2 separate regions of the Homo sapiens genome follow, and region 2 is linked to region 1. A link is an interaction called in ENCODE POLR2A ChIA-PET data of the cell type or tissue named here. Cell type or tissue: OCI-LY7. All regions are shown on one strand. Links, peaks and the distances in the headings refer to the core of each region. The heading gives the core; the rest is flanking DNA.

Evidence for each region. ChIA-PET counts read pairs that join two places held together with the same protein. Peaks named below come from ENCODE experiments on the same cell type or tissue, not always from the same donor. Only the 100,000 strongest peaks of a DNase experiment are listed, where the experiment ranks them.
Region 2: POLR2A ChIA-PET joins it to region 1 with 5 read pairs; 4 of 35 experiments call an interaction of 5 or more read pairs at or near these places.

The regions. Positions count from the first base shown.
Region 1 is chr14:57,462,032-57,466,434 of GRCh38, forward strand. No RefSeq gene overlaps it. Among named protein-coding and RNA genes, the nearest start is that of CCDC198, 30 kb to the right of the region's middle. In OCI-LY7, for the core only: no CTCF peak of the experiment used is centred there; a DNase peak (open chromatin) is centred at 2,220; H3K4me3 peaks cover 1,331 bases; H3K27ac peaks cover 2,422 bases.
Region 2 is chr14:57,399,236-57,403,638 of GRCh38, forward strand. It overlaps NAA30 (N-alpha-acetyltransferase 30, NatC catalytic subunit), which reads left to right. Exons shown (of 5, transcript NM_001011713.3): 4 at 593-648. Among named protein-coding and RNA genes, the nearest start is that of NAA30, 11 kb to the left of the region's middle. In OCI-LY7, for the core only: no CTCF peak of the experiment used is centred there; no DNase peak of the experiment used is centred there.

The sequences.
Region 1 (4,403 bases), core at 218-4,217:
GGAAGAAACTGAGAGAAGAAAGCAAGAGAGCTTTGAAACTAATGTGGAACCTGGCCTTTCCTTTGGTTCAAAGTCCAAGAGGAGGAGCTTATCCTGATTCAGTAAGTTAGGTTTAGAGGACCATGCTGGAGCCATTGATTGGTTGCCGCCCATGCTATGAGTATAGTTAAATATTTTGACTATCGCTCCTGCCCTTAGGAATATTTGTTGATCTAACAGCAGAAAAGCTTCTGTCTCTGACTGCAAGCTGGACAGAAACATATGTTTTCGAGTGTCTTCTTTAAGAAAAAGTGTAGGCCAGGCATGATGACTCATGCTTGTAGTCCCAGCACTTTGGAAGGCTGAGGCAGGAGGATTGCTTGAGCCCAGGGGTTCAAGACTAGCTTGGGCAACATAGGGAGACCCTCATGTCTACCAAAAAAGAAAAAAAGGAAAAAAGAATAAAAATTCTGAATATAAAATTGGAACTGAAAGCAATATTTATTATGAGAAAAAAGTTTTGTTTATAAATTTTACAAAGTTGACAAATACCACAAATGTCACAGAAAACAGAAATACAATATAGTATTTCTATTAATTAACTGCCCGATGTACCACAGACTGACTAGCTTTTGGCATTGCATATTTAGAACTTCATCTCCCCTCCACTACTTCCATACTTCCAGTGCCAGGTGCTGCAGGGTACGTTCATATTGCAACACAATCCCTGGTCTCACATCTCTGGATGAGTCAGTGGGCAGCTGAGGTGTGCCTCCAAGCCATTCCTTCATCACAATGGTTACAGATAACAACTACACATGGAAGGGACTGGGAATCACGTAATATATCCCACTATACCCCAACTGAGTATAGCCCCAATTGGACTTCCCTTTGGCCAGATTCTGAGAGCTGCTGGTACTTTTCACATACTACCCAAGGGGAAGGAAGTGTGACAGAGGGGAAATTGGAGGGGAAAACATGATAGCCTTTATAAACCAAAATTTTTTATTTTTACTAGACTTTTTTTGGAGTAGTTTTGGTTTTATAGAAAATTTGAGACAAAGGTACAGAGATTTCCCAAATATCCCTGCCCCCACGTATGTACAGCCTCCCCTGTTACCAACATCTCCCACCAGAGTGGCATATTGGTTACAACTGATGAGCCTATGTTGACACGCAATGCTCACCCAAAGTCCATAGTTTACATGAGGGCTCACTCTTGGTGTTGTGCGTTCTATGGGTTTTTGACAAATGTATAATGACATGTATCCACCATTGTAGTATCTTACAGAGTAGTTTCATTGCCCTAAAAATCCTCTGTGTTCCACCTATTCAACTCTTTCTCTCCCCTAATCCCTGGCAACCACTGATTTTTTTTTTTTTTTTTTTTTTTTTTTTTTTTGAGACAGAGTCTTGCTCTGTCACCCAGGTTGGAGTGCAGTGGCGTGATCCCAGCTCACTGCAAGCTCCGCCTCCCGGGTTCACGCGATTCTCCTGCCTCAGCCTCCAGAGTAGCTGGCACTACAGGTGCCCACCACCACGCCTGGCTAATTTTTTTGTATTTTTAGTAGAGACAGGGTTTCCCCGTGTTAGCTGGGATGGTCTCCATCTCCTGACCTCATGATCCACCTACCTTGGCCTCCCAAAGTGCTGGGATTACAGGCATGAGCCACCGCGCTGGCCACTTTTGCACATTTTACAAAAACATGTAACCAAGTTGTAGTAAGCTCTTGGCGCCCCCATCGTATCCCCACAGGCCTTAATTTGGCTTGGCTTTTACCAGCATCTGTATCTGTGAGCCTGAGAACTTCTCTCCACAGATAGACCTGAGGATACATGGCATTTAAGAAGTACCAGATAATTAATTCTTCTTCCCTCATGCTCTGGCAGCCATCAACCAATGACTGACTAAAGGTGGTGTATCAGACCCCAGCATACTTCTTCTATAGATGAGATAACTTTGAGGCACAGAATTCCCCAGCAGGATTAAGCCTGGTACCCAGAATAGTAACTTCCTTGATTATGCCCCTTGATTGGCAGCTTTCCCTGTCTCACTTTACTCCTCTACTGGTATTTCGTGGCATCAGCTCCAACATAAACTGCTTGCATTTCATCCTTGTCTGCTCCTGGAGAACTGTAATGAAAACTCATGTAAATGATTTGCTAGTGCTCCTCCCAGGGCAGAGGACTGTGTGCACGAGGGGCCTTGAAGCTGAAGCTTCCTGAGCTTCATGGTACGTTGCCTCCACCTGTTTGCTACTTCAGGAGGGCAACATCTGTGGACTACAGCACAGTAATAATGGCAGCAAGACATGTTTTGGTAGAGAGTGCCTGAGATAGGCCCCTCATCTCCCTGCCCCATAGGTTATGGAGAATATTTAAGAAGTTTCCAAGGCTTCCAAAGCAGAGTAGGGGGAGGGGAGCTGAGAATTGAGAGCCATGGGGATTTCTTAGCACAGCATGAGGCATGGACAGCCTACCTTAGGGACTGTATAGAAGATATAGTTGATTATTTAAGGATGAGTCACACCCTCTAGACTGAGGTGGTGACCATCTCAGCAGGAGAAAACCACTGGGCTTCTTCCTGAGCAATCATTACACAAGGCTAGTGCTGAGAGTATGGTGGGAAGTGACACCAGCCAGGGAGGTTGGGGTAGATGCTCAGGAGAGAAAGGCCGATGCCCAAGATCATCAAGATGGGTATCGTTCAGTCGAGGCCAGTTTGGACAAAGGATGGCACCAATGAGCTATTCCCCACATGCCCCCAGGATAGCACCATAATCAAGGCCTGTGTGTCTTCCCCCAGCCATGGACCCTGGCTGGGGAGGAAAAAGGGAGAGTGGGAGAGAATCCTGAGGGTGCACTTCAAGCCAGGAGTGACAAAAGTACCCTGGATTGGTAAGAGCACAGTTTTCAATAGTAATGGAAAGGGGAGCTTGAGACTTGGAGTTACAGAGAAAGGATATTCCAAGATAGTGTACCCTGAGACATCTCCCTTGTGATCGGTGAACTCACTATTTACCCTTGAGCATTTGTCTTTGCACAGTGTTCTGTTGGATAAATTCCGAGAAATGGTTTGCAAAAGCTGTTGATTTTAAAATATAGTTCTTTTATCCAACACCCATTTAATTCCATTATTAAATCAAAAAATGTTTCAGTTGATTCCCTTGGGTAGTCCAGCCATATAATTACTTCCCCTGCTAATTGTGATGCATTTATTTTCATGGTTCCGTAGTTGTGTACTTCTGGCTTTTGTTCTGTCTTGTTGAACTGATTAGACTTCTAGAACCACTCTCACACACAAAATCTTATTTTATTCCTAATTTCAATGGTAATAACATTGTTTGGTAACTAGTGTGTATTGAGCAGTTATTATGTGTCAGGCATTGTTCTAAGCACTTTATGTGTATTATCTTATTTCATTGCCACAACACACTGTTAGGTTGGCATTATCCTTTTCCCCATTTTACAGTGAGGATGCTGGCCAGACAGGTGAAATAATTACCTAAGAGAGGGATTGGCCAAGCTGGGCTGTGACTTCTGGCTCCAGAGCCTGGTGGGTCTTACTTCTAGCCAGTTGTGTCAGTAAATGCTTAATATCAGCTTTCTGAAAAAAGCCCTGATCTGCAACATTCACTAATTTTTCTGGTGTAAATGTTCCCACCATGGCCGGCATGGCATCACTGAACACAGATTGGGAAGAGATCCTCATGGTTCCTTTTGAGAGCTGGTGCTGGCCACTCATGCCGATTCCAGCACACCACAGCCTCTGCTGTTGTGTCATGAGGCAAGGAGGTGGCTGCTGCTTAAGATATCTATTAGTTGAAGTTGTTTGATTTTAAGAAGCAGAAATCGGTTGGAGCTGGCCCAAGCAGAAAGCACAATTTATGATAGGGATACAGTCTCAGAATGAAGGGCAGGGGGCAGCAGGGCCTTGGGAAGGACTGGGAATGAGGAACAGATGTACTGTCAGGCCTCAGTGGGTCTCTCTGGTTCTTTGCTACAGGTCAGCATTCTCTGCATCTCTGGCCTACAGGGCAGAGCACTGCCACCCATTGCTCCTGAGCTTCCTCGCTGAGCTTCCTGCCACCAGCAGAAACCAAGGCCCTCTCTGATTGCTCAGTGGGTCCAGGGTCAGCCCCAGGTCAGCTAGCTATGGCCATGTGACTTTAGTGGGTCTGTTTGCCTTTGTTCATGATTATATTGGAGATATCAGTCTAGACCACAAGTATTCCTTTCTGACTCTAAAACTGTATTACACTTCAAACCCATTGTCATACCATGCTCCTCTGGGCTTCTCACATCTGGGCCCTGACCAGCTTTCTGACATCATCCCTGTTTGTCTCTCCTTTGGTCGCTCTGTCATTCTGGCCTTCTTGTTGGCTCTTGAACCTTATAAGCTCATTCTTGTCTCAGGACCTTTG
Region 2 (4,403 bases), core at 142-4,141, 63 kb before region 1:
CCAATTATATTTGACCCTAAACTAGGATACATTTTGCTAGACATGTACAGACACACCACTGACATCATTGGGAGTGCCAGACTTGCCAGACTTCATCGTGCTCACTGTAAAGTTTATAGGAACCTACTGTGGGTAACAGCAGTTCTGATGAGGTTGTCTTGTCCCTTGTGTCCAGGGGAGTTTGAAGGATCTTTGGTGAGATCAGCTTGGGTTATGCAGTAAGTTCTGGCCAACTCACGGGGAGTTCCTGCGTTGTTCTGGCCATACCATATCTTGTCTTTTTCTCTTTCGCTTTCCTACTGCTTTCAAACACAATAGAACAAACTCCTGCTTGTGGCAAATAATTATGTCTGAGAAAAAGGAGTATATTGGGAGATAGGTCTTTCAAGAGGAAACATACTGTTATGTATAGGTTCTGTTGGCTTCTCTTAGCTTATAGCTAAAATTTTTCCCATTTAATTTGAGGTAATCCGTGTATCTGGATTCAAGATAGAAACTAGCATTTGACATTTCTGTGCTTACGAATATTATAATTTAGGTTATCTTTAAGAAATACATTTTTCCTTCATTAATACTCAGATCTATATTCTAGGTACTAACTTGGTTAAGAAAGCTATATATGCCATGGTTGAGGGAGACTGTGATGAGGTAAGTCTTTAAAAATGTTTAATATTTTTTATCTGGGCATTATTCTTTCTGGGTATTTTTAATAAATATTTTATAATTTATTGCAGATTTCATTGCAGTGTTACTATACAAATGCAGCTTGTGGGGAAAATTATATTCCATTTAAAAACACATGAATTTTTGACCTAGAACAAATTTTAAAATGGAGCTAAAATTTCTTCAAAATGTGTGGGGGGAATCTTAGACATTTTCAGTACACAATTTTGGTATTCAGAGGCTTTATCATCAGTTATTTAAGGTAGCTCTTATTACAGACTCTGTTATAATTTGCTTACATATTGGCCTTAGTTTCTGACAATGGGAAACTGTCAGTCTATATGGAGGACATTTCACACTTGAAAATAATCTTTTCAGAATTAAATAATGACAATGTTGGCTAGGGGGAAGACAACCACTTTTAAAGAGTAGAGCTATCTGCGCATTAACATAAGAGCATTTTCTCTCTTCAGCTTGTTTGTAAGGTCTGATGGCAGATATTTCTTTGTATCCTACTGCACGGTGTTTCTACATATAGTAGGTGCATGATAAATATTGGTGATGATTGGGAATGTTAACATTTACTGTTGCACAGTGTGGAAGGGAACAAGTATAAACTAGAGAAGTATAGATGTCTTTAACATAGCAGTGGTGACTAAGGAGGAGCAAAGTTGTACTAGTACTTTTATGAGTAATAGAAGTAGCAATTGTCTTTATTATTAGAGGTCAGATGTGCCTTAGAGAATTCTCAAAATATGTGAAATTGGGTAAGTTTTTTTAAAAGGTTGACCTTAATAAATAATTTGTTTAGTGACTTAAAAGAAATGGAGTGTTTTGGTACAAAATTTATACACAGTCAGCATATATGATATATGTATGCATGTGTTTTTGTTAACAAAGTCCCTTCTACCATTCTCATGCTTTTCAACTCTTTATCCATCTTTCCATTGATAGCTACTGTTTTTTGTTGTTGTTTGTTGTTGTGGGGTTTTTTTTTGTTTTTTTTTTGTTTTTGTAGAGATGGGAGTCTTGCTATGTTGTCCAGCTGGAGACCACTCCAGCTCCTGGCCTCAGGTGATCCTTCCACCTCAGCCTCTCAAGTGTTGTGATTACAGGCATGAGCCGTTGCTCCTGGCCTGTTGCTACTGTTAACTGTTTGAAATGCTTTCTCTCATTTTTTAAACACACCTATGTGCAAATATATAGTTTTTAAAAATACAAATGAAGTAATTCTTATTCAATAATTATTAGCAATAATAATTGCTTTTTTCTTTTAACAATATCTCATGAATGCATTTCCGTGTTAGAATACAGAGATTTACTGCTGAGCATTCTCAGGCTCCTTGTTCACATTAGGCTCTATTCTGACAGATCCATTCTAAGTGGTGGTTATATGAGAAGGCCTACAGACATAGTGGGTGGCACAGTGAAGTCATCCTGGGATTTAAAAATATCTAATTTTACTCCAAAGAAATAATTCACAGGTGTTGAAGGATCTCACATTGTTCACAGCTTTTAATATTATAATGCAAAAGGTGCAGTCGCCAAAGCTTTACATGACTGGTAACTGAAATTTCGAGGAGAGAATTGGATCAGATATGTTCATGAGTATAGGTCCATGTTTGGACCATAGCCACACTGCTTGTCAGCTCATCGAGAAAAGTCAGGTTTCACAAAAGTTGCTTAACAGCTTGGAGAAATCTTCGGGATAATAGATCATGTTTTGATCTTCTGCAGATCCAGTGAACAGGGGTGTTAAGAGCAGAGAGTATTATGTTCCCTATGATTAAACCTTTTCTGAGTTATCCTACTTGCTATCCTAAGTTACTACTTGTGAGGCAGGCTATGTGCTTTTGTTTAACTGTTCAAAGGTTTGGATAGTGTTGGCTTTTCATGTAAAGATGTCAGGAATGATATGAAGATTTTTATTGTTTTGGTCTCAAGGTTAAATTCTAAATTAATGATATATTTTATGGTAGAAAAACTTCATTTCCAGCCTAAAAAGCTAATGCTGATTCATTCATTTTTTCTTTTGAAACAATGAATGTTACTTAATCTTTAGGCTGACATCAGGGATAGCTTTGTGAACTTTCTCCTTTTGTATGATTATGGTTTTGCAGTTTGTGAATACCTCTGTCTCTGGATTAGATAACTTTGTCTTGGTATAAAAATTTTGCTTATCTGTGTCCAGTGTTATTCAGATCGAATAATTTGCCATACGAACTCTTGTTTACTCTTTAGAAGATATGGTAGCTATTTGGTTTTCCTTTGCTTGTTAAAATACTTTAGTCTTTAAGACCCAATTCAAATACCAACAACTCCTTTAAGTTTTTCTTGATCCTTCTGGACAGAATCCATTTCACTTTTCTGTTATTTTTGCTACTCTTTTTGTAATTATTGCACTTAATTTCACTTGTTCAGTGCCTTAGCACAATGTAGGACAGAGATGCCTTCTCTTGTTTGTTGCTGTATTCTTAGTGCTTAGTGTGACATTTGTGATAGAGTACCTGCTTTGTAAATATTTTTTGAATGATCAGTTCTGTGCTTCCAGCATGATGTTTGTAATCCCTCTCTCTCTTGTTTAAGTACTTTTAAATTTTGACTTGTATTGTTATTAACTTGTCTTTCTCTCTGAACTTTCTGTGTGCTTTCTAAAAACACCAATTGTCTTATTTTTGTTCATAGTAGGATTTTTTTTAAAAAAAGGCATCTTTAGGGTTAACCAAGTTGTTAAAATGCCTTTGAAATGATAAATCTCCAAAAATACAGCGATTAATGAAAAGGCAAATAAACATGTGCTTTCACTTTCATTAATTTAGACCAACCTTCCTTTCTTTTAAAGGGTTTAGAAATTTTGACAAATTATCTGAAAATCTGTGAAAGACATTTCAGAAGGGTTTTAAATTAGATTTTCTACTACTTAGGTTATTCTGCTATTTTTAAAATTCTTACAAAGAGAGAGATTTTAAAATCTGTGAACCTTTTAATAGAGGTACATTTGGCCAGGCACTGTGGCTCACGCCTGTAATCCCAGCACTTTGGGAGTCCAAGGCTGGCGGATCACTTGAGGTCAGGAGTTGGAGATCAGCCTGGCCGACATGGTGAAACCCCGTCTCTACTAAAAATACGAAAATTAGCTGGGCGTGGTGCCACACGCCTATAGTCCCAGCTACTCGGGAGGCTGAGGCAGGAGAATCGCTTGAACCCGAGAGGTGGAAGTTGCAGTGAGCCAAGATTGCACCGCTGCTTTCCAGCCTGGGAGACAGAGTGAGACTCTCATAAAGAAAGAGATACATTTGGAAATCTCCGTGAAACCTTACTGTGCTCCGTGGCCGGAAAAAAAAAAAAAAAAAGATACATTGGAAATCTCTGTGAAACCTTACTGTGCACATCAAACAATTTTTACTTTCTATTCTGTATACAGAATTTGTGACCTTGAGTCATGTTTATATTGTTCTTTGTTGTTACTAGTCATTTTAAGCTCAGAGTATTCAGCCAGTTATTAGTAATCACAGAATTGAAAGGTAGATGTTTTTCTCCAAATAATGCTGCACTGTTCCTAGTCTAATTGATGTTTTCATTTTGTCTTACTGTAAGTTTCCCAACTTTTCATATCAGAATTAGACATATGTTAAAACAGTATAGCTAAAAAATTTTTTCATTTTCTATGTATTTGGAGCTGACTAAAAAATTATAGTATCAAAACAAGAAACAAGTGGATTTGTTACTTGATGAGTAAG